Linked DNA regions of Homo sapiens: all the other regions are linked to region 5. Evidence: chromatin loops called from intact Hi-C (ENCODE). Cell type or tissue: heart left ventricle. All regions are shown on one strand.

Region 1 (4,000 bases), 310 kb before region 5:
CTGGAGTGCAGTGGTGCGATCTCGGCTCACTGCAAGCCCCGCCTCCTGGGTTCACACCATTCTCCTGCCTCAGCCTCCTGAGTAGCTGGGACTACAGGCACCCACCACCACACCCAGCTAATTTTTTTTTGTATTTTTAGTAGAGACGGGGTTTCACCGTTTTAGCCAGGATGGTCTCCATCTCCTGACCTCGTGATCCACCCACCTCAGCCTCCCAAAGTGCTGGGATTACAGGCGTGAGCCACCGCGCCCAGCTGTAATACTCCTAAAACTGTGGTGAGGCTGGGTGCGATGGCTCACACCCGTAATCCCAACGCTTCGGGAGGCCGAGACGGGTGGATCACCTGAGGTCAGGAGTTCAAGACCAGCCTGACCAACATGGTGAAACCCCATCTCTACTAAAATACGAAAATTAGCCAGATGTGGTTGCGGGCACTTTAATCCCAGCTACTCGGGAGGCTGAGGCAGGAGAATCGCCTGAACCCAGGAGGCGGAGGTTGCAGTGAGTTGAGATCGTGCCATTGCACTCCAGCCTGGGCGACAGACTAAGACTCCATCTCAAAACAAACAAACAAAAAACACCAGGGTGAATCCAGAGTTTTCACAAGAGAAGGATGAAAACAGAAAGGTTGAGAATAAAGAATAATTACAGTTGTTTAGCCCCAGGAAAAGAAGCTAGGTTTAGGGGCAACTAAGAGACTATGTACATTGTTTCCTCTGAAGGCGGTGCTAGCAGGTGCTGCTCACTTACCAGATGAAACAGAGATGGACTTGAGTTGTAAAGGAACCATCACAGCTGGGTTTAGGCAAATGGGGGTGTAGGGGTAAGTCAATAACACAGAAATGCCTCTCTAAAGAGACCCAGCCATATTCTTGAAGATAATTGCCAGCCCATCTTCTCTAGACTCACCAGTGCCTGCCAGAGGGCTGAGGCCTCGTCAGGTAGCCTCCTGTGGTCCCTTCCCGTGTTAGGACCCTGACCCTAACCACGGATACACCTGCCGTGAGCTGGGCTGTGTGGATGCTGAGAGGAGCAGAGAACATGGAGTGTGACAGAAGGAAAGTGTGCCTTCTGTGGGCTGGGTGTTTTGCATTCCTGATGCCACTTCATCTTTGTAACAACCTGAGGTATTAGCCTCACATCATGGAGAGGTGGGTGTGTGGCACACAGAGGCAAGTGGCCACCCAGAATTCCAGCCCATGCCTCCAGAACCCTGAAGCTTGGCCTGGGGCTCTTAACGCCAGCCACTCTTGTGATTCAAGCCCAGCTTTAAGGAGGTTGGCTGCGGCCACAAAGGTACGGGCAGACTGGGGAGAGGTCATGATTCTGCTTGTCAGCTTGCTCCTGTCCAGCATCCCAAGCCAAGCCCGGGTGCTGGACTAAATGACCAGGATGTGTCAAAAGACACTGGCTTTAACCACACAAGAGTCTAAGAGTCTTACAACTTTACAACTGTGACAAGTCTAGCATCACAACTTAGAGCAAGAATCCTCCTCTCCTGGGCTCCCTCATGTGGAAAAGGCGAGAGATGGGCCCTTTGCTCTTGCAGGGCCTCTGTCTACCTGTAAAATCCCTGAGTCTGGGATTTGGAGACCCAACTGTTCTGAGGGCTCTGGGGAACATGTGGTTTCTGTTTAGAGCCACCAGGGGGGGCTGTGACTTCACAGTGCCATTCCCAGCAGTTCTGGGAGGGTCGGGAGCCCAGGAGCCTAAGTGTTATCCTGCAATCAATCCAGGAGGTCCTCCAGGGCTCTCCTGTGCAACGAGGGGGTCTGCCCCAGGTGTCTTCTGAGCTGCAGCTTAGACATTCGTGGCCTCCCATGCTCCGAGGCCCAGCCCGAGCCTCTCCCTGGAGGGCTTGAGCCTTGGATGACCTTTCTCATCCTTCAGTGCCCCAGCTCTTCCTGAGGACAGGGATGAATCCATGGAGCCAGCCCTTAGACTTCCACGTGTCTCCAGTGTGTCTCCCGGGCGGCTCGGCTTCCTCACACCTGTGTCCAGGTGTGGGGCTCTAGAGGTACACCTTGGTCCCAGACACGCTTTTGGGGTTTGGCTACAAACTAAAAGGGCTTCGTGGAGGGACCCTTCTCCTGAGCCTGAAGTGGATGGGGTAGGAAGGGATTCCCTGGAGCGCTCAGCTGGTCAGACCCTCCCTCTGGAATCAGAGCTGTCCACGGCAGCAGGGCTGAGGGTGTGGGCATCAAGGACTTGCCCTGGGTCACTGAGGGCAGGCTGGGAGGGCAGGTAGCCCTGTCATGTGTCCCCTCTCTCCTCCCTCTCCTCTTGCCTCTCCCCTCTCTTTACTCTCCTCATCTTCATCTCCCTCCTTTTCCTGCTCAGCTTCACTTCTTTGTTTCTCTTCTTCCATTCCCAATTTGATCCTTTTTCACCTCCAAAGTGCCTGCTGAGGCTTCCTCTCCCCTCTCAATGCAGCGAGTCCCTAGAAGCCTGATCTGTATTCCTTGGACACCTGAGTGGGAAAAGCACCTTCCTCCCTGTCTCTCAAAACTGTCTCACCTGCTTCAGGGCGGTGTGGCTCCTTCCTGCCACAGGGCTCTGCGCTCTCAGCCAGGATAGCCTGCCCTGTCCCTTGCCATGTTTCTATTCCCCTCTTGACAGCTCAAGCATGTTCGCTGACCTGTAGTGAAAGTCAGTGTCTCAGGCCGGGTGCAGGGGCTCTCTCCTGTAAGCCCAGTACTTTGGGAGGCCAAGGCAGGCAGATCACGAGGTCAAGAGATCAAGACCAGCCTGGCCAACAAGGTGAAACCCCGTCTCTACTAAAAATACAAAAAATTAGCTGGGCGTGGTGGCGTGTGCCTATAGTCCCAGCTACTCAGGAGGCTGAGGCAGGAGAATTGCTTGAACCCAGGAGGCGGAGGTTTCAGTCAGCCAAGATCGTGCCAATGCACTCCAGCCTCGGTGACAGAGTGAGACTCCATCTCAAAAAAGAAAAAAAAAAAAAGAGAGAAAGTGTCTCTCACATGTGCACGCTCTCTCTGTTACTCCTTATTTTAAAAAATTTTCAATTTACAGAAAAGTTGCAAGAATAATTCCGTCCACCCCTTGCTCGGACTCCCCCATTATTAACACTTTGCCGCAGTTGCTGTATCAGTGTGTATGTGTACATGTATGGATATGGAGATGCAGATCTGTACTTCTTGCTAAACCATTTAATGGTAAGTTGCAGACATGATGCTCCTTTGCTCCAAATACTTCAGTGTGCATTTCTTAGGAACAAAGCATTCTCCTAAAAACCACAGCAGGATGATCAAAATCAGGAAATTAACACTGATACAATATGCTTCTGTAATTACAAACTTTATTCAAACTTTGCCAGTTTTCCCAGTAGTGTCTTTTATAGCAAAAGAAAAAAAGAGCAGGGTTTCATAGTCCACTATCCGGTCCAGAATCACGTACTGCATTTAGTCCGCATGTCTCTTTTGTCTCTTTTTTATTCTGGAAAACCCTCTAATCTTTCTTTGTCTTTCATGACCTTGACATTGTTGGAGTGCAGGCCAGTTATTTTGTAGATTGCCCCTCAATTTCAGTTTGTCTCAAATTTCCCCATGGTCAGATTCAGGCTCTGCATTTTTGGCAGGCATATTGTGGACGTGATGCTGTATCTTCTTAGTGAATCGTACCGTGGTTCTGCTCTTGGGTAAAGCCTGGCTTCTTCACTCTTTATTCTCAACTCCCATTTGGATCCAGTCTCACGGGCCCTCTCCTGGGACCCCTGCTTTCACACTGCTGGTGTTTGCCCTGCAGCTGCCCACACAGACGCCCCTCACCCCACTGGTTCCTAGTGTGTGCTCCCATCAGGCCTCCCGGTAATTCTGTTTCTGTTTTAGGAGACATTTGTAATACTGAAATCATATTTACACTTGTCAACAGATGAGTAATCCCCTCCTGCCCTGCCCTTTTTCCTAGATTTTCTTTGACTTAAAACTCAAGTGCTTAGGCTTTAGTTACATTCGGTATAAAAAATGAAAAATAAAAACT
Region 2 (4,000 bases), 130 kb before region 5:
CTTTTTCAGCCTCATCCTCTTTTCTCTTCTCCTTTTGGACTCTGATGACATGAATATTTGAGCTTTTCTTATAGTTCCGTAGGTCCCTGAAGGCTCTGTTCATTTTGGTTTTTTTTTTGTGGGTTTTTTTTTTAAGCCTATTTTCTCTCTGTTATTCAGATGAGTCATTTCTATTGTCCTATGTTCCAGCTTATTGCACTGTTCCCTCTATTTCACCTTTGAGCTCATCCATTGAGCTTTTTATTTCAGTTATTGTATTTTTCAACTCTAAAATTTCCATTTGGTTCTTCTTTATATCTTCTATTTCTTTGCTAAGAATTTCTATCCCTTTGCCAAGACTTTTTATTTTTCATTTGTTTCAGGCATGTTTATAATTGCCTGTTGGAGAACTTTTATTGTGACTGCTTTAAAAATCTGTTTGTTTTCCTGTTGGTATATATTGTCTTCTCTAATCCAGTGTTAGATCTTTCTGGTTCTTGATAAGATAAATGATTTTCTATTGAAACTTGGTCATTTTTGTATTATGTCATCAGACTCTGGATCTGATTTAAACCTTTTGTTTTACCTGTGTTTCTCTAGAGTCACAAATGTATAAGGCAAAACAAAAAACCCAGGGAACTCACCACCATGTTGTTCCTCAGGTCCTGAGGTCCCCAGCAGGTTTGCCTTTTATCTCTTCCTTTCAGCATCCTCTTACGTTGGTTGTATACATAATGTCCAGGGTTTTTAGTCATATTTAGTGGGAAAAGTAGGGAAAAGCACATCCACTCCACCTTTGCAGATGTAGAAGTCTTGTATCTGGCTTTTTATTTCAGTAGGGAAATCAGTGGGCCACCAGGCCCCTACTTGCCTGTGTGTCCACCTAGATCTCTAGGGCAGGATTATTCTAGATGCAGTGATCTCCAAGACAAGTGCTGGTTGTCAGGCTCTGCTCCTACAGCCTGCGATGAAAAGGTAAGGGTTGCAATTCAAGTAAAGGTGACGTCTTTCTGCCCCTACAAGTTGATATGGTTTGGATCTGTGTCCCCACCAAACCTCATTTTGAACTGTAATCCCCAATGTTGAAGGTGGGGCCTGGTGGGAGGTGAATGCATCATGGGAATGGATTTCTCATGAATGGTTTAGTGCCATCCCCCTTGGTATTGTCTTGGTAATAGTGAGTGAGTTCTCGTGAGATCTGGTTGTTTAAAAGTGTGTAGCACCTTTCCCTCTCTCTCTTGTTCCTACTCTGGCTGTGTAGGACGTGCCTGCTTTCCTTTCACATTTTGCCATGATTGAAAGTTTCCTGAGGCCTCCCAGAAGCAGAAGCCACTATGCTTCCTGTATAGCCTGCAGAATCATGAGCCAATTAAACCTTTTTTCTTTATAAATTACCCAGTCTCAGGTATTTCTTTATAGCAGCATGAGAATGGGCTAAAACACAAATGTTCTTGTGTGGCCTTCAGAGATGCTCTGAGGTTTGAGGAGAGTAGAACATACTGGAAATACCTGTGAAGAGAAAAGGAGAAAGAGCAAGCCGGGAGATAGTAAGAAGACCAAGAGTTTCTCTTATTAGCAGTTTTAGTGTATGTGATATTGCACAAGAATTTGGGTGGTTGTATACTTCAATTATAAACCACTTCTAATGGGAAAGGAGTGGAGGTTGGGAATGGAAATGGTACTGAAAATGAATGATAGAGGAAAAGCAAGACTGTACTATCAAACTTAAGGGGAAATAAAGTTGGGCAAAAATACCTAAGCCTCAGAAGCAAGCTCCACTGACTAGTGGTGCTACTTCCTGGTGAGTTACTCTATTTTGCTAAGCCTGCCTCCTCACCTGAAACAGGGGAATGTGGATAGGAATACCCCCTCTAGGGCCTTGGTTAAGATGGACTGAACATCAGCATGGTGCCTGGTGGCTAGTCAGCTTGTATTAAGTCAGGGGTGGCAGCTTGGGGGCCTTCATGTTAAGTCTGACCCATTAAAAAGTATTTCTATATCTGAAATGGTTTTTTTAATGTGAGTTTTAAAAATTGGTGATTTCACATGCAAATCCAGATTCCTAGCTTTTCTCAAAGAGCAGAGGGATATGGTTACACTGGACTGTTAGTGTTGGATGATGGGTTGAGCATGAGGTGCCTGCAGGGGCAGATGGATTTGAGGATCTAGAGCTGAAGAAGAAGGTCAGACCGGAGACAGAGATGTGGGTGTTGGCCGGAAATGGCCCTTGCAGCTGTGGGGGAGAGTGTGCTGACCCAGGAGAGTGGGCAGGTAGAGGTGTGACCTGGCAGCCTGCATACTGCACCTGGTCAGCAGGAGATTTGACCTGCACAGTGCTTTATTGATATTTGGTTGAATTAGTAGCCAATTTCTGAAAATCAGGGCATTTCACATAGCAATGCTGGTTGTGTAAAAGGCCAAAGGTCTGGCAATATGGGCTTCCATCTGGGCGGGCAGCAGCCTGCACTGAGGCTGGGGGGAGGCTGCCCCCTGCAGGTGGTGCATGCATTTGCCTATCGGCCCACTCTGCCTGGCCCACCTCCAAAAATGCTAACTCTCAGATTTCTGATTTATTTTACTGGGTGGAGCTTTTCTGAATTGTGAAACATGAAGGAAGAAGGGGAGGTTTTGATGGTGATGGGCAGAAGCATGATGTCCAATTCATTCAAGGCTTTCTGAGTTCTCCTTGGAACAGCTAAGTGGAGAGGCCTGATTGCCAATGGAAGATGCAGTAGGATGCTCAAGATGGAGACGAAGGTTTGGAAGCCGTCGGCCATTTATTATCACTGAAATCATGGGAGTGAATTCAATTGCTCAGGGGATGTAGACTGGAAGGATAAGCAGGCCTAGGAGAGATCATCGTGAAGAGGAGAAGAGTTTGCAAAGGTGATAGAGACAGAGGTGGATGATCCAGAAGGTGTGATTGCAGAGAATCCAAAGTTGCATCATATTCCAAGAAGAATATGTGGCCAAAAGAGTCTAATAGCTCCCAGCAGTCAAGCAAAAGACAAACTGAGAAATGTGCAATTGACTTAATGACAAGGTCATTTTTGACCCTGGAGAGAACCCAGTTCATGGATTAATCAGGGTAGAGGCCAGCTTGTGCTTATGTATGAAGTGAGTGGACAATAAGTGGAGACAGCAAGTGTAGATAACCCTTTCAAGATATCTTCTGTGCAGAAAAGGCAAGAGTGCAGTGGCAAGGACTATGGGCATTTGAGGCAGACAGCCTGGGTTCAATTACCAGCTCGGCTAATGTTTAACTACATGATCTTGGGCATGTGACTTACCCTCTTTATATCTATATGAAACAATGGGAATTAAGATTATTGCCTATTTCATGGGACTGAATGGAATAACGTTGGTCAAGTACTTAGCACAATGCCTGGCACTTGGTAAGAAGAGTGCAATAAAATTTCATTACTATTAATTTAAGTGATAGATGCGTGTGTTAAAAATTCAAATGAGAATCAAAATGTTAACAGTGAATTGTGAGTCTCCATCCCATCCCTGTGCCTTGGTTCCTGTCCCAGGTTCTGTGTGGCCTTCCAGAGATCCTCTGAGGGTTGAGGAGAGTGGGACTTCACTGGAAATACCTGTGAAGAGAAAGGGAGAAAGAGCAAGCTAGGAGACAATAAGATGCAAAGGCATCAGGGGAATGAAAGTAACTGGCTTCCCGGGGACTCCAGTAGCCAGGCTGCTTAAAGAGGCAAGACACAAACTGGAGAGTCTGGGAGTTAAGGACAGAGCTTGAGAAACATCTCCTCAGTAAGGGTGGAGATTTGTTGCATCAGTGGCCCCAGTAAATGGCCTGCTTGTTCCCATGCTCTTTGCACTGACTTGGAAGCTCTTCCCATCGAGAGGTGAAGTCTAGTTCCAATACCTTGAATCTGCATTGGCCTTGACTTGTTCTGGCCAACAGGGTGTGGTGGGAATGGCACTGTGCCAGTTCTTCTTGATGTAAGGCATCAAGAAGCCTTACATGCTCACTCTTTCTTCACTCACCCCAACCCTTTCCTTT
Region 3 (4,000 bases), 120 kb before region 5:
TTCATGCACAAAATTATTTTAACTATTGGCCAGACATGGTGGCTTACGCCTGTAATCCCAGCACTTTGGGAGGCCGAGGCAGACTGATCACTTGAGGCCAGGGGTTCAAGACCAGCCTGGCCAACATGGTGAAATCCCATCTCTACTAAAAATACCAAAATGAGCGGGGCATGGTGGCACGCACCTGTAGTCCCAGCTGTAGTCCCAGCTTTGCAGTGAGCCAAGATCACACCAATGCACTCCAGCCTGGGTGACAGAGACTTCCTCTCAAAAAAAAAAAAAATTCAAATATTGTATAAAATCACCTTCAGGCTATGTGTATGAAGTGTAAATGAAACATAAATGAATTTCATGTTTGAAAAATAACTAGTTAGAGGATATTAAGGGAGAGAAAATCTCCAATACAACAAAGAAGATAAAATATTTAGGAACAAACTTAACAAGAAATATGCAAAACCCGTATTAAACCCCCCTGAAAGACACAGAAAAAGATATGAACAAATGGAAAGACTTTCTTTATTCTTGGATAGGATGACAACATCAGAAAGATGCCAGTCCTCTTTCATTTATAAGTGTTAAACAATCCCAATAAAAATAGCAACAAACTCCTTTGTGGAGCTAGATAATTGATACTAAAGCTCTTATTTTAAAAATGCAAGAAGAGCCTTTAATGTCTGGTAGGCAAGAATGCCTTACCAGACATGAAAGCATACGTTTTAAACAGTGTGCTACTGGCACATAAATAGACAAACAGACTAGTGAAATAGAATAGAAAGTCTAAAAATAAACCCACCCTCATATAGAAATTTAGTATTTGATGAAGGTGGCATCTCAAATCAACTGAGACAAAGGTGGATTTTTAAACAAATAACCCCAGACAGCTGGTAAGCTTTTTGGAAAAAGGTCCATCTTCATATCTTCCTCACACATGAACAAATTTCAAATGGATCAGAGCTCTAGATATAAAAAAAGGAAACTAGGCCGGGTGTGGTGGCTCACACCTATAATCCCAGCACCTTGGGAGGCCACGGCAGGAGAAACCCTTGAGGCCAGGAGTTTGAGACCAGCCTGGGCATCATAACAAGACAAAAAACATTTAAAAATTAGCTGGGTGTGGTTATGTGCACCGGTAGTCTTAGCTACTGAGGAGGCTGAGGCAGGAGGATTGCTCGAGCCCAGGAGTTTGAGGCTGCAGTGAGCTATTATCTCACCTTTGGACTCTAGCCTGGGTGACAGAGCGAGACGCTGTCTCTCTCTTTTTTTTTTTTTTTTTTGAGATGGAGTCTCACTCTGTCACCCAGGCTGGAGTGCAATGGCGTGATCTTGGCTCACTGCAACCTCCACCTCCTGGGTTCAAGCAATTCTCCTGCCTCAGCCTCCCCAGTAGCTGGGATTACAGGTGCCCACCAGCATACCTGGCTAATTTTTTGTATTTTTAGTAGAGACGGGGTTTCACCATGTTCACCAGGCTAGTCTTGAACTCTTGACCTCAAGTGATCCGTCCGCCTCTGCCTCCCAAAGTGCTGGGATTATAGGCATCAGCCACCGCGCCCAGCCAACCCTGTCTCTTAAAAAAAAGAAGAAAAGAAAAGGAAACCAAGCAACTACTAGAAAACCATAACAAATAACTCTCCAGTCTCTCTAGACTCTCAGATGCTGGGATTTAAATAATTATTAGCAAAGCAACTTAAGGCAGAGTGTCCCCCTAAGAACAAATCCATTCTTTATGGTTTTCAAACCATCCCTGGCTCACTTAGCTGTGCAGCTTTGGACAAAACTGTGATTTCCATGACGTATTAAAGCCATATTTGTGGCAGGGATCGCCAAGCTTCTTCCCCATGGCCGTTCTGCTAGACTACATTTTCCAGACACCCTTGTAGCCTCTTGGGCTTGTGAGGCTGACTTCTGGCCAATGGAGCGTGGAGGGAAGTGCTATGTACTGTGACCAGGCCTGACCTAGAAAACCTCTCTCTCTGTGTTGTCGCTTGTCTACCAACTAGATGAAGAGTGGAGGATTCCTAGATGGTGTGGAGCTGCACAATGGAAAGAGCCTGGGTCCTTGAATGACTACAGACTACATGGAGCAGAGTAACCCCTGCCACCACCAACAATTTGCATTGGTCTGTGAAGCAAATAAGAGATAACCTCTTAGTTGGGTTAAACCAATGAGATTTGGATTTGTCTATGACGGCAGCTAGCATTACTTGCCCTGACTAATATGGTATTTGAACTATTGCTACTGCAGCAGAAAACTCTTTCAATCCTTCAGAATCTTTTAGTTTTCTTCTGCCTCAGGATATAATGTGATATATCAACACAAGAACATGCAAATTTTCAGCCGAGTAGAGGGATGTGTACCAATCCACATCTGGGCTACTGCCTGACAGTGCTGGGAGGACCATAAGAAGAGAGGTCTGGGAGGACCTGGGCATGTGACAAAGAACAAAATGCTGGAAAAGACAAAATTGTGGCACCAAAAGCAGTTCACAAAGACCAAGTTCAAAAATGTTGGAAACAACATGTAGTTCTACCTCTAAGTTAAAGCTCTCTGTGTTTATTTGGAGATGAAACCAAAACCTAGGGAGCACTGTGACAGGTGTGAAAAGGCTGCTGTATTGAAGTAGCACAACCAAGTCAGATTATGAAGAGATGGCAGCCTACATAGGAAGGGAGCCAATTAGTCAGGCAAAGCTGGTATGGAGGGTAGTAACATTTAGAATTAATTTCTCTTCTTTCATGGCCGGGCACAGTAGCTCACGTCTGTAATCCCAGCACTTTGGGATGCCGAGGCAGGCGGATCACCTGAGGTTGGGAGTTGGAGACCAGCCTGACCAACACAGAGAAACCCCGTATCTACTAAAAATACAAAATTAGGCAGGCGTGGTGGCACATGCCTGTAATCCCAGCTACTGGGGAGGCTGAGGCAGGAGAATCGCTTGAACCCAGGAGGTGGAGGCTGTGGTGAGCCGAGATCACGCCATTGTACTTCAGCCTGGGCAACAGGAGTGAAACTCTGTCTCAAAAAAAGAAGAAAAATTTCCCTTCTTTTCTTTCCTTCCTTCTTTCCCTCCCTCCTTCCTTCCTTCTTTCTTTCTTTTTTTTGAGAGCGACCCTTGCTCTGTCATCCAGGCTAGACTGCAATGGTGCGACCTTGGCTCACTGCAACCTCCGCCTCCCAAGTTCAAGTGATTCTCCTGCCTCAGCCTCCTGAGTAGCTGGGATTACAGGCACCCACCATCATGCCTGGCTAATTTTTTGTGTTCTTAGTAGAGACAGGGTTTTGCCATGTTGGTCAGGCTGGTCTTGATCTCTTGACCTCGTGATCCACCCACTTCAGCCTTCCAAAGTGTTGGCATTACAGGCGTGAGCCACTGAGCCTGGCCTATTTATATACATCTTTATTATGTATTATATCTGTATTTATTGGCTTGCTTATTGTTTAGAATGGCACTGTCTGATGTGGTAGCCACTAGCCATTGATGGCTATGAGCACCTGAAGTATGACTTGTTTGAAATGAGATGTGCTGTGTCAAATACACACTGGATTTTGAAGACTTAGCCTAAAAAAAGAATGTAAAATATCTTAATCATTTTCATATTGATTGTATGTTGAAATGAGAATGCTTTGGATATATTGGATTAACCACAATTTATTATTAAAATTAATTTCATTTGTTTCTTTTTACTTTGTTAATGTGTCTACTAGAATTTTTGTTGTTGTTGTTTTTTGAGACAGGGTCTTGCTCTGTCACCCATGCTGGAGTGCAGTGACACAATCACAGCTCACTGCAGCATGGACCTCCCAGGCTCAAGCGCTCTTCCCACCTCAGTTTCCCAAGTAGCTGGGACTATAGGCACATGCCACCACACCTGGCTAATTTTTAATTTTATAGAGATAGGGTCTTGCTATGTTGTCTAGTCCTACTAGAAAATTTTAGAATCCCATGTGGCTTGCATTTGTGATTCCCACTCTATTTCCACTGGACAGTGCTGATGTAGG
Region 4 (4,000 bases), 100 kb before region 5:
AACATGCCCTCCATTCCGCCTGAAAACCACCTCCTGCCCACATGACCTCTCTCCTCAGCCAAGCTACCAACCAAGGGCAAGAGTAAAATAAAGACACCTGCAGATGTAAGTTCTCCAAATATTTACATCCCACACATTCTATCTCAAGAAACTCCTGAAGGATGTTCTCAAACAAAATGAAAGACTAAATCAAGTGAGAAGACAATATGGGGGATACAGGAAATAGTAGGTCCAATGTAGAGAGATGCAAACGACATCATCAAGATGACGTTGAAGAGATTCTAGAAGAAAAGCTGTGATGCCATCCAGTGGCATCCAGTGCGGTGGTTCAGGAGATTCCAGAAGAGACTTCCTTTGGAAGGTGAACTGATGGTTGTCTGGTGCATGTGACCTCATTGTCAAGAAACAAAGCCAGTGGGTCAAGGATTTGGGATCAAATTGATATAAGAAATCTAACTGAGCCCACGAATAAGCTTGTCGGCAGAGGGGGCGGTCTGTTGGAGGCTGTTTAGACTCAGAGTAACGGTTTGTTCATTCATTTGGTCATCAAATGTCAGGTGCCTAGTATGTACCACGTGCTGTGTGAGGTCTGGAACTTTCTTTTTTTTTAACTTTTATTTTAGGTTCACAGGTACATGTGCAAATTTGTTACATAGGTAAATTGCATCATAAGGGTTTGGCATACAGATTATTTGATCACCCAGGCAATAGGCATGGTACCCATACCATAGGTATTTTTTCTGATCCTCCCCCTCCTCCCAGCCTCCACCTTCAAGTAGGTCCCGGTGTCTGTTGTTCCCCTCTTTGTGTCCATGTGTTCTCATTGTTTAGCAACCACTTATAAGTGACAACCTGTGGTAGGTACTTGGTTTCCTGTTAGGTTAGGAACTTTCTTAGCAAACCTAGGGCGTTTGGGTAGAGGATCCCAAGTGGATGAAGGCCTAGAGTTATATGATGGCTCCATGGGGTCAGCAACTGGTAAGTGAAGGCTGGCTGAGGCAGGAAGGCTGTTGGAAAGCACTGAGAGACAAAGGGGTCAGGGCTGGGGCCCAGGAAGTGAGGAGTTGCTGAGCAGAGCAGCCATGTGGCATGGTCTCTGTTAGAAAATGAGTGACATGGGTGGAAGAGAACGATATAGTCCTTTTTGCTGGTGCTGTCTGTCTCAGAAGGAAATCATTTCCCACCACAGATGTTGGGGGCAGATGCTTTGTTTTGCTGTATGAGGTAGACAATCTAATCTTTTGATTTGTTTCCTAAAGCAAATTTTAAAAATCAAAGTATAGCATACATACAAAACATTCACAAATGGGGCAGGCCAGTGAATTCTCACACAGTGAGTTCACCTCCACAACCAGCATCCAAACCAGAAAATAGAACAGGAACACTCCTGAGCTCGGTTCTCACTCAGCAAAAGCCTGCTCTGAAGGGCAGGCTGTTTCAGAAGGGGCAGGAGATAGACTTGCCCCTCTGGTGGGGTGGTGGAGATTGGATTTTAGATTCTCAGCAACTGGGTTCAAAGCTCATCTGTGCCACCTTCAGGAGACAGACTGCTGCACGTGGCAGATTCCATTTGAAACAGGGTTGATAAGGCCTTCCTCACCCATTAGCCATGAGCATCACATGACTTAAAGTGAACAGAAACGATCCACGTACAGTCAGCGCTTAACTCTGTGCTGCAGACTTGCTTTAGATTTGATAGTGATGCTGGAAGGCTTCAAGAGAGGCCTCTAGATGCAAACTTTCTGCCATTTTCCAGGTCCACGAGAGAGCCTTGTTAATGGACTCTGCAACCTTCCAGAGGACCCTAAGTCTCAGAGCTTTCCCAAGCCTGACCAGCCATCCTGGTACCTGCTGTCTAAGCAGCACCTCATATACCTCAGCTTATCTGTCACCTCTCTGGAGGGCAATTTGGCAGTGTCTAACAAAATTTAAAATTGGTATGCTCCTTGAATCAGAAATCATCGTTTTAGGCCGGGCGCAGTGGCTCATGCCTGCAGTCCCAGCACTTTGGGAGGCCGAGGCAGGTGAATCACCTGAGGTCAGGAGTTTAAGACCAACTTGGCCAACATGGCAAAACCTTACCTCTACTAAAAATACAAAAATTAGCTGGGCGTGATGGTGCACACCTGTAATCCCAGCTACTGGGGAGACTGAGGCACCAGAATCACTTGAACCCTGGAGGCGGAGGTTGCAGTGAGCCAAGATCATGCCACTGTACTCCAACCTGGGCGACAGAGTGAGACTCCATCTCAAGAAATAAAAAATAAAAATAAAAAAAGAAATTGTGTTTTAGAAATCAGTCCTAAAGAGGTATTTAGTCACGTGCACAAAGACTTTGTTGCTACATTTCTTGAATGTCCGAGAAAACTTTGTCTTCTAGTGGTCAAATAAATTATGGTAGAAATACACCATGGAGTGTTCAGAAGCCCTTAAAAAGGAAATAAGGGAATCCAGCACTTTGCCTGTAAAGAGCCAGATAGTAAGCATCTACAATACTAAACAAACAAACCTGTATTGTTTTCTGCACTGCATAACACATCACCACAAACACAGTGACTTAAAACAACATGATTTCTTTTCTCTCCACCCTACAGGTCAGAAAGCTGGCAGAGCATGGCTGGATTCTCTGCTCGAGGTCTCACATGCCCAAAATCAAGGTATTGGCCGGCTGGGCTCTTGTGTGGAGGCTCTGGGGAAGAACCATTCAGGCTGTGGACAGAAGACAGCTCCTTGTGGCTATAGGACTGAGAGCCCTGCTTCCCGCCACCGGCCCTTCAAGCACAAGCCCTCCAGGCCTCAAATCTCTCTGCCTTCCTCTTCTGCTTGTAAAGGCGCATGTGATTTCACTGGACCCACTTTCAAAACCCAGGATAACTTCCCTATTTTAAAGTCCATTTACCTTAATTAATCTGCACAGCCACTTTGCCATGTAAAGTAACATATTCGTGGGCATGAAACCAGGGGGTGAAGGTCATGTGGCTTTGAGAGCAGCACTCTCGGTGACACATACTCAATTCTGCTCCTCCAGTGCAAAAGCAGCCACTGACAATATGCAAAGGAATACATGCAGCCACAACATGGAAGAAATACGTGCATCAACAACACATAGCAGCGTGTGTATGTATGTGCGTAAAGGCCTTGGAACACAGCTGAAGAATACTTTTCAAATCCTTCACTGTTATTTCCTCTAGGGAAGAGAGTGGAGGCCGAGGCTGGGAATCCAGGAGCTGTTCCCATTTTATTCTGCATACTTCCCTATCTTCTGATGACTTCACAATGTAACCATTAAGAAAAATAAAAATTGCTCATGCATTTACATATATAAATATTAATATATGTAAAGAAAACCTTAACCAATAATGATGATTATATCTGGGGAGGAGGGAGTGTAAGGAACTTGCTTTCTAAATTACATATTCCTGCGATCTTTGCTTTTTTGTTACAATGAGTCTCTATTGTTGTGAATAGAAAAATATGTATACTTTTCATTGTACTGATGTCGATGAAGGATTTATGTAAAAAGCCAGATACTAAATATCTCCAAAGTTCATCCATTCTGGACTAATGCTCATGTTACAACTTTAAGTTAAAAGTGCAAGAGGCAGGCGGATCCTTTGAGGTCAGGAGTTTGAGACCAGCCTGGCCAACATGGTGAAGCCCCATCTCTACTACAAAAATTAGCCAGGTGTGGAGGCGGGTGCCTGTAATCCCAGCTACTCAGGAGGCTGAGGCAGGAGAATCACTTGAACCCATAGGCGGAGGTTGTGGTGAGCCGAGATTGTACCACTGCACACCAGCCTGGGCAGCAGAGCAAGACTCCATCTCGAAAAAAAAAAGAAGAAAAGAAAAGTGCAAGATGAAGAGTATACCCGGAAAATGAATCCAAGGACATAAATATTCATAGAAAATGACTGGAAGGAAATCCACTGAAACGTTAACAGTGGGTGTTCTAGGCAGTGAAGTCATGGATAATTATTTCTTCCTTTCTAGTTTTTAATGC
Region 5 (4,000 bases):
GGGGTTTGCCAAGTTGAGGAGGAGAAGAGGCCATTCTAGGCGGAGAGATCAGCCCAAGCCTAGGCCTAGAGACAAACAGCCTCCCTTATTTGGAGAATGGTTGAGTGTTCTGGTGCCTCAGGGGCAGGGGCGGTGCAGGAGGGAGAAGGGCAGACCAGGCATGTGAGGAGTTAGGAGCAGCTGGGTCACCAAGACTTGGTGTCTGTAGGGGAGGGGATGGGTATGGGAGGCACTGAGGAGGTACAGTCAGCAGAGTCGGTGACTGCTGAGAGGAGGGCTGTGGTGACATTCATCTGCAGCTGGCACCTCTAGCCTGCTGTGGCATCTATGGGCCATCCCCTAAGCTCACTCCCACCCACCACGTCCAGGCTCTCCACTCTGTGCTCTCCCCTTACTGGCCCAGGCTTTAGACCTGCTGGGACCCCTGCAGGACAGACTGGTGGTAAGATGGAGAAGAGACAAGGAAAAGATGGGCCCAGGGTTTGAAAGGCCCAGACTCGACTGAAAATCCACTAAGACCCAGTGCTGGGTTGACACAAAAGCCCGGGTATCACTCAGGATCAGATGGGACAGCATTGTGTAATTGCAGCTTATTTGGCACTCAGGGCCCAGCTCCAGAACGTTCTATTAAACCAGCTATATGTCCACTCGGAAGTTATCAGATAATTCCAACACTTGATTTTTCCCTCCAAAATGAAGCAAAATCAAGCTGTAACAAATGGAACTTGGTCTTCCCCTTGAAGCTCTTTTATTTGATTTTCATAGTCATCTGTGTGGGGTAGCAAACAAAAAGCAGACAGATGATTGTGTTTTCCTGGCCTGGCAAGAAAAAGCTGGTCAAGGGCTATGAAGGCCAGCAGATAGAGAGAATGGAGAATGGCCACAGTACATGGGGGCCCAGCAGCCCTGTTCTGTGAGCCCAGGCACCCTATTGATGAGCACTGCACAGTATCAACCAGAATCCGGTAGAAGGCAGGTAAGCAGCTGTCAGCCTTGTACTGAAGGGCTTCATTCTGAAAATACCCAAGAGCCTCCTGTGTTAGACTTTAGAAAGTGGCAAGAAGCTAGGTTCATGTTTTCTAGGGTTTTAGGCACCAAAGCTAGAATTCTGATACGAGGTTGGAAAAAAATCAGAGAGCTGACAACTTGTGTGAGAATGAAACAAATCATCACAAGCATTATATTAGCAGTGAATAGATCATGTCTGACATGTGAGTCAGAAAGTAGCCCATCCACTCAGATATATGGGCCAGTTTAACTCCTAGAAGCCTATGCATTGCAAAATCCTTTTCTATTGTTAGGTCCACCAACAGCTCCTACCTCTCTCAAACATTTATGACCAAATGAGTTACTCTAAGTCATGTCAGGGAGCTTTTCCCTCTGCCTGAAGCCTGAGAGGAAGGCTCTGCCCATTCCTCAGCCCTTTGGCCTTCTGAATCTCTCTATCCAACCCCGGAAGAAACTATTAAGGACAATTTGACCATACAGTTAGTAAACCATCAATTATAGACATAGCAAATAATTAAATTGAGAGTAATCAAAGGTAGGATTTCAGCAACTTTAATAAACACCGGTTACTCATGAAACATCCTAGAACATGAAAGAGAATGAGAGTTAACATTTGGGTGCCTCCTGCATGCTAGCCATTTTGTTTACACACCGTGCATGAGAATAGGTATTAAAGAAAAATTCCTGTGGCAATACTTGTGAATAGGTATACAACAAATGGGAGTTCCTCCTTACCCTTCTCCACCCTTACATGGTTGCCTAATAAGTGAATCTTTGCAACAGGTTATGGAATTGCTGTCATTATCCTTAATTTACTGATGAGAAAAGGCTGAGATAAATTAAATTGACCAACTTTGTCTAGCTAGTAAATGGTGACACAGGGTAGGGACCAGGGTCTGAGTGTTTCCAAAGTCCACATGCTTTTTCCAAGGCACGTGGGTGCCGACAATAGTAAATATATGTACATTTTTCCCCTAAGACTGGTTTAGCACGACAGGCAACTTTGGAAGCTTATCTGAAGGATTACAAACCCCCACCTCCTGTTCTGGATCAAACCCAGGGGAAAATAGAATAAGCCTGCCACCTTGAGGTGACCCTGCAGGCAGAGGACATTGGGAGCAAGCACCACTGCATTCAAGGGCAACTTGGGCAGCGAGTACCACTCCCCTCTGCTTCAGCCAGCTCCCTGCCAGGCTTTGTGTGGGAGGAGAGGTTCACTCCTGCACCCCACAGAGAGGAGAGAATCTAAAATAGCCACACACACAAGAAGGAGGGAGTCTTTATAGAAATGATAAAGAAGAGAGGCAGGCATTGTCCTCTTCTATAATTTCCCCCTTTCCACTACGCACACACCAAAAAATATAAATAAATAAAAACCAGGGTATATATTTTGCATTTGAGGTCCATTTGGATATGACCTGCAAATATAATTTCTATTCATTTGTCTGTTTTTGAATAAAGAAAAGTCATGCTCAGAGGTTCGTATAAATTAAAGATATGGAGGTATCTCATTGAAATTCTACAGATGTACTGATCCTACCCCAAGACACCTCTCATCAAAAGATTTCTCTTGTAGTGCTGGTGCTGACTTATTAATGAAGATCATGCTTTCATTTGATTATTTACCTAATCAGGATTCACCTTCAGTTTAAGCTCATTAAGTCTGCTGCTAATAGAGTGTACTTGATGGTGGAATTACATCCAAGTGAGACAGAGAATGTGTTCAGGCATTAATGGTCAGAAACAAAGACAGAGCACGCTGTAAGCTCATGTCACTCCTTGAGTGGAGCGTGTGAACTGCCTGCCAACCAAATAGAAAGGGCTAGTTTTGTAGAGTTAGGGCTGAACATTATAATTAAATACACTTGGTAACAGAGCATCAAAAGTGACAACACTAATTATTGCAAAAATCAAGAGAATAATACCCATTCTGTATATGCGTCATGTTGGGGAAGTCTTCTAATGGGCTTTTATGTGAAATTTGTGAGCTGGATTCAGGATGCTGGTTGCTCCGTGTGCCCTAACCCAACTCCAGTGACTCGCATTTGACCTCTTTGCTTCCACTTGCTGGTCTTCTGGAGGAGCTGTAATACAAACCAGCCTAGTAACATTTCTCCTGGATCTCACAAAAACAGACAACTAGATCATCTTACTCTTACCTTATGGGTGATTGCTTGTTTCAACTCCTATGGTTAAATCCTCCTCTTTAAGTCCTTCTTGCCCTACAAATAGGAAACTCCACTTTTTGTTAGGCTGAGAAAGCTCTCGCTACCACAGTGCCACATTGAAAGAGGGCCCAGGAACAGCAGAGCTGTGCCGTTAACCGAGGCCAGTGTGTCCCCTCCTTGGAAACGCTGCAGCTCAAACTTGGCACTGTAATGGGCTAAATTATTTATCCAGTCGGATAAGAGAGAAGGCAGCTAAAAGCCTCCTGAGTTAGTTTATAGCCTCAGTCCCTGGATTCAAACTGAGACAGGAAACAGGTCAGTTTATATCAGCAAAGAGAAAAAAAGACTTTTCCTTCAAAGTGCCCTTCCATCAGCTTTTATGCCTGGCATAAGCCCCAACCATGGTGAAAATAAGCTGTTCCCATCAATCTTCTTGGATTCATTGAGTACTGTGTGGCAGGCCCTGTGATATAAAAGATGCAGAATAGTGGCCTTTGGCCCCAGTAGCACACTCACTTGGACAGGCAGGGAAAGCACATGCAAAATTAAACTTCTCATTCTTCATTCCAACACACAACGTGTCAGGCACTGGGCTAGGTACTAGGGATGCAATATGGAAAACGACAGGCCAGTGAGCAAGATAGGAAAGCAGGTGATGGTGAAAATACCACCTGACTGATGCAGTGATAGGCAAAGGGTATAAAATGACACTGAAAGAAGACAGGCCAGGAAACACATGAGATTAATTTCTCAGTATGTGATACATATAGTAAAAGCCATGAGATCAAAGCAGAGTTCTTAATTTTGGTTTTGAGATCGCTGTC
Region 6 (4,000 bases), 200 kb before region 5:
CCGACTGTTCATGAGTCAGGCACCCTCCTGCCCCAGGACCTTTGCACTGGCCACCCCCTTTTCCCCTGGTCATCTGTGAGGCTCCTCCTTGCCTCCTTTGGGTCTTTGCTCAACTACCACTTTCTCAGTGGAGCCAGCAGCTTGAGCATGGCCCCCTGCCCCCACTGCCCCGCCCTCCTCCTCCAAGGTTTTATTTTGCTTTGTGGCACTTATCTCCAATGGACATACCCTAAAGTCATTTATTGCTGCTCATTGTCTGCCAAGGGCAGGGACTTGTGTCTGTTTTGTTCACAGCTGCATCTCCTGTGCCCAGCACCATGCCTGGAGTTGGTAACTGGGCATCAAGCTAATACATTATAGACTGAACGAATGAATAAATACACGAATGAGGCTTGGAGATGTGAAGGAGCTTGCAAAAAGTCAATAGCTAGAAGTTTTTCAAGCTAGACAGAAGCCCAGGTCAGCTTGGCCCTCTTAGAGCAGCCCCTGAGCCTTGTATAATTAAATGGTGTGTTCCGTTGTTAGTGCTGACAAAGTGCCAGTCTCCTTTCCTAACAATTCGGCTGTACCGAGCGAGGAGAATGGGGGAAGTCACCTGTAATTTTCTTTTCTGTCTTCCCCTTTAAAAGGGTCTTTAAAAATCAGATATGTGTTATAAAAAACAATGGGATAATGGGTCGATTTTTCATATCATGACAAGCAATTGCTAGGGAGAAAAATATCATTCTTGAAAATGTGCAAAAGTGCACTGGCTGTAAGTTGTAAACATGACCCTCACAGGAAAGGATATTCTGGGGGCTCCTGGCACCTATTTCTTTCTTTTTCTTTTTTTTTTCTTTTCTTTTCTTTTTTTTTTTTTTTGAGACAGAGTCTTGCTCTGTTGCCCAGGCTGGAGTGCAGTGGTGTGATCTAGGCTCACTGCAACCTCTGCCTCCCAGGTTCAAGTGATTCTCCTGCCTCAGCGTCCTGAGTAGCTAGCTGGGATTACAGGTACATGCCACCAAGCCTGGCTAATTTTTGTATTTAGTAGAGATGAGGTTTCGCCATGTTGGCCAGGCTGGTCTTGAACTCCTGACCTCAAGTGATCAACCTGCCTCGGTCTCCCAAAGTGCTGGGATTACAGGCGTGAGCCACTGCGCCCGGCCCTGGCAGCTATTTCTCACAGCGTCCATTATTATAAACCAGCTCTCCTATTCTGTGACCCCAGCAACTGAGACACAGAGTCAGGCGGCTCTCAACCCTTCTCTCTGCTATGCGTGACCCTGGCTAACATCTCCAACCTCTGCGGGACTGTCCTTACCCCTCCCTTGGTCCCCTACCACACCTGATGTGACCAAGGCTCTCAGCACCGTGCCTGGTACACAGTAGATGCTCACTGGAGGTGGGTGTGCCTCTCTTCTGAATCACGTGCTCAAGAGGGATGTCTGTGTTCACCTGCGGCCATTTAAAAATCTCAGCTGTGGGCATGTTCTCATGTCTCACTGCACCTTCCCCTGCTTAGAGGTCATTTTCCAAGGAAGGGAAGAGAGAATGTAATTCACAGAAGCAGTGCCACTTTACAGAGATGCTTTGAGCCCAGAGATCCCGATGACTTCAGAGACTCTTGGTTCTCGTGTGGACTGGGAGGAAGGAGTGGCCTGATGCAGAGCTCCTACCTGCTCAGATCAGCCCAGCTCCTTCTCCCTCACTCAACACAGGGTCCTTGGAATCGGTCCCTTTGGCCTTCAGATGATTCTCCTTTTTTGGTAAGAAAGCTTCCACTGAATAAAACCTTTAAGTGATTTTTCCAATCTGGTGGCGTCTGTACAATAACTGAGGAGAGAAATAATTATGATTATGGGGTCTGAATGATCCAGCACTTCTCCACGACTCTGAGGAGGAGGCAGCTGGCCCCTGCCTCTCACATTGACTGTCTTTGCGGGCAGGCCCTGCTTAGACGGCTTGGTTTTCTGCGTTGGAGAAAGGAAGCCAGTGGTGTAGCAGGGAGAGCGCTGGATGTGCACACAGCTTTCAAAGAAAAGCAAAGGAAAGATGACGGGAGGGAAGGGCAGAGCCACACAGGGGTGGAAGCATCCATTTATGGGACATTGAGTTTGTGTGGGGTCCTATGAGCTAACGTTTCCATAGGAAGCCTCAGGCCTAACATACAGATGGGAAATCTGAGGCTCAGAGAGGTCAAGTGACTGTCCTGGACACACAGGTATAAAGAGTAGGCCAGGCCACTCTGCCTCCACCCAGCAGGTTCACATAACAGAACTCTCTGGGCTAAGCTCCACTTGTCAACAGGGGACCAACCCCTCTGGGCTCACACCATGCCACACAGGGCACGTGGGTGCTGAGGAATGAAGGTGAAAGGACCTTGTTCTCCCCCTGCAGTCAGCCCCGATGCTGGCTCTGTCCCTCATCCAGGCTCAGGCGCCACCTCTGGGAGTCAGAGCATCTTCTAGCAGAGCCTTGGCAGGAGGCGAGGTGAGGAGCTGGCACGGCACCCCTGACAGACTGCGCGTCGCAAGCTATTCCTGGAGCCGCTGCGGCACTTCTGTCAGATGATGCAGAAACCCCAGGGCCACTCGCCTGGGGGCTGTGCCCCACGCCAAGCTGCTCAGAGGCACAGCACTGATTGGGGGGCGCTGGTCCAATGGAACCTGCGGCTCTGCACCCCAAAGCATTTTCCCAAAAGTTAAAACTGTAGCAAGGTGCAAGTGTGTAAGAATTTCAGTCCGACTTTGCCCCCTAATGACTGTGAGCTTGAATAAATCAGGCAGCATCTCTGAGCTTGTTTCCTCCATAGGGACGTTGCCTGCCTTACTCTGCTGCCGTAGGATTAAATGGGGTGATCCGTGGAAAAAATTATTAGCACAGAAGTCATGGATTTTTCCAGCTGGGCAAGCGTTATTTGATTTTCTTTAAACAGGGCTCATCCTCCAGGCCAAATTCATACCCACACATACAGGATTCACAAGTGTGAACTTGAGCGTATCCAAAGAAACCATCATTTCTGTGAAATGCCTTGTAATTCTGCAAGCCTTCACTGAGCAGCTGCTATGAGCAAGGTGCCACACAGATGCGGAGAGCAGAGGCCCCAGTTGCTGTGTTCAGATAACGTACAATTCCCTGTGGCCATCCGGACCCTTCGCACTATCAAGGGGCCCACCGCCTGGGAGGGATTTCTGGGGTGCTGATGACCAGACTGCGTCACTTTCCAGGGCCCACTGGGCAAACTGGCTTCTCCCCTGCTGCTGTGTCTTGTTAGAGCCACCGTGTTGTGTTGGGGGTGCTGGCTTAGTTTAGGGTGGGGATGAGAAGCTTTGAGGGACCAGGGTGGAGGCCTCCCCAGGGCTCCTCCTTCTCCAGCAAGCAGTACTAACCTCCACAGCCAGGGTGGAAGCCACAGAACACTCAGAGACAGCAGTCAAAGAGGCCACTTCTGCACTGCCTGGACCAGAGACTGCAAACTGCCCTTCAAGCTGCATTTCAAGTGCCTTCTGTGTGTGTGTCCACGTGTTCCCCTAAGCGACTGGGCTACACCAGTCCACCACAAAGGTACTGTGGGTTTCCTCTTTTGGCTGGTGAGGACACGGAGGCACAGAGAGGGCTGGCGCACAGCCGGCCGTGGGCAGAGCTGGACTGCCACGCAGGCTGCCTCCCTCCTGGCACGTTCGGCTCCTCGCTTCATCGGCCGGGCCCTTGGGACCCCAGCTCTTCAGGGAGGGACTCCAGGCAGAGCTTCATTCTCAAATGCCCAGACAAGCACTAAATATGCGTAGTGCACCCAGCGCACTTGCCGGGGAGTTGTGACTGCATCTGAGGATCCCATGCAAGGTTTGGGTCCTCTGTTTGCTTTTTAATTTCTCCCTTTACCTCTAACAGGGGAGAAACCAAGACACCGAGAACACAGCTTAATAGATCTGTGATTTGGAATTCTGATCCTGGCTCTACCACTCCTGGCTTGTTGTCTCTCCTGTAAAATGAAAATGACGATGGCTTTACCTGCCTTGGA

Evidence for each region. Hi-C counts contacts between places; a loop is a spot of excess contacts. Peaks named below come from ENCODE experiments on the same cell type or tissue, not always from the same donor. Only the 100,000 strongest peaks of a DNase experiment are listed, where the experiment ranks them.
Region 1: a loop joins it to region 5, with 4 times the contacts of the local background. A loop is called at or near these places in 22 of 110 quality-filtered maps.
Region 2: a loop joins it to region 5, with 2.2 times the contacts of the local background. A loop is called at or near these places in 21 of 110 quality-filtered maps.
Region 3: it touches region 5 in a loop (2.0-fold over the local background); 25 of 110 quality-filtered maps call a loop at or near these places.
Region 4: a loop joins it to region 5, with 2.2 times the contacts of the local background. A loop is called at or near these places in 16 of 110 quality-filtered maps.
Region 6: it touches region 5 in a loop (2.2-fold over the local background); 6 of 110 quality-filtered maps call a loop at or near these places.

What each region holds. Positions count from the first base shown.
Region 1 is chr3:127,650,703-127,654,702 of GRCh38, forward strand. All of the region lies in intron 2 of PODXL2 (podocalyxin like 2), which reads left to right. Among named protein-coding and RNA genes, the nearest start is that of ABTB1, 20 kb to the right of the region's middle. In heart left ventricle, CTCF peaks have their summits at 1,650 (motif pointing right) and 1,850; a DNase peak (open chromatin) is centred at 1,699.
Region 2 is chr3:127,829,558-127,833,557 of GRCh38, forward strand. LOC107986129 (a long non-coding RNA gene) reads right to left here. Exons shown (of 5, transcript XR_001740896.2): 5 at 2,738-3,575. Among named protein-coding and RNA genes, the nearest start is that of MGLL, 9.0 kb to the left of the region's middle. In heart left ventricle, a CTCF peak has its summit at 2,469 (motif pointing left); a DNase peak (open chromatin) is centred at 2,464.
Region 3 is chr3:127,842,628-127,846,627 of GRCh38, forward strand. The region is part of intron 4 of LOC107986129 (a long non-coding RNA gene); the gene reads right to left. All of the region lies in intron 1 of LOC105374096 (a long non-coding RNA gene), which reads left to right. Among named protein-coding and RNA genes, the nearest start is that of MGLL, 22 kb to the left of the region's middle. In heart left ventricle, no CTCF peak of the experiment used is centred here; no DNase peak of the experiment used is centred here.
Region 4 is chr3:127,855,948-127,859,947 of GRCh38, forward strand. The region is part of intron 3 of LOC107986129 (a long non-coding RNA gene); the gene reads right to left. It overlaps LOC105374096 (a long non-coding RNA gene), which reads left to right. Exons shown (of 2, transcript XR_001740899.2): 2 at 2,595-3,316. Among named protein-coding and RNA genes, the nearest start is that of MGLL, 35 kb to the left of the region's middle. In heart left ventricle, a CTCF peak has its summit at 1,565 (motif pointing left); no DNase peak of the experiment used is centred here.
Region 5 is chr3:127,957,989-127,961,988 of GRCh38, forward strand. All of the region lies in intron 4 of KBTBD12 (kelch repeat and BTB domain containing 12), which reads left to right. Among named protein-coding and RNA genes, the nearest start is that of KBTBD12, 45 kb to the left of the region's middle. In heart left ventricle, CTCF peaks have their summits at 2,105 (motif pointing left) and 2,308; no DNase peak of the experiment used is centred here; H3K27ac peaks cover 4,000 bases.
Region 6 is chr3:127,758,080-127,762,079 of GRCh38, forward strand. All of the region lies in intron 3 of MGLL (monoglyceride lipase), which reads right to left. Among named protein-coding and RNA genes, the nearest start is that of MGLL, 62 kb to the right of the region's middle. In heart left ventricle, a CTCF peak has its summit at 2,410; DNase peaks (open chromatin) are centred at 2,499 and 3,677; H3K4me3 peaks cover 599 bases; H3K27ac peaks cover 1,698 bases.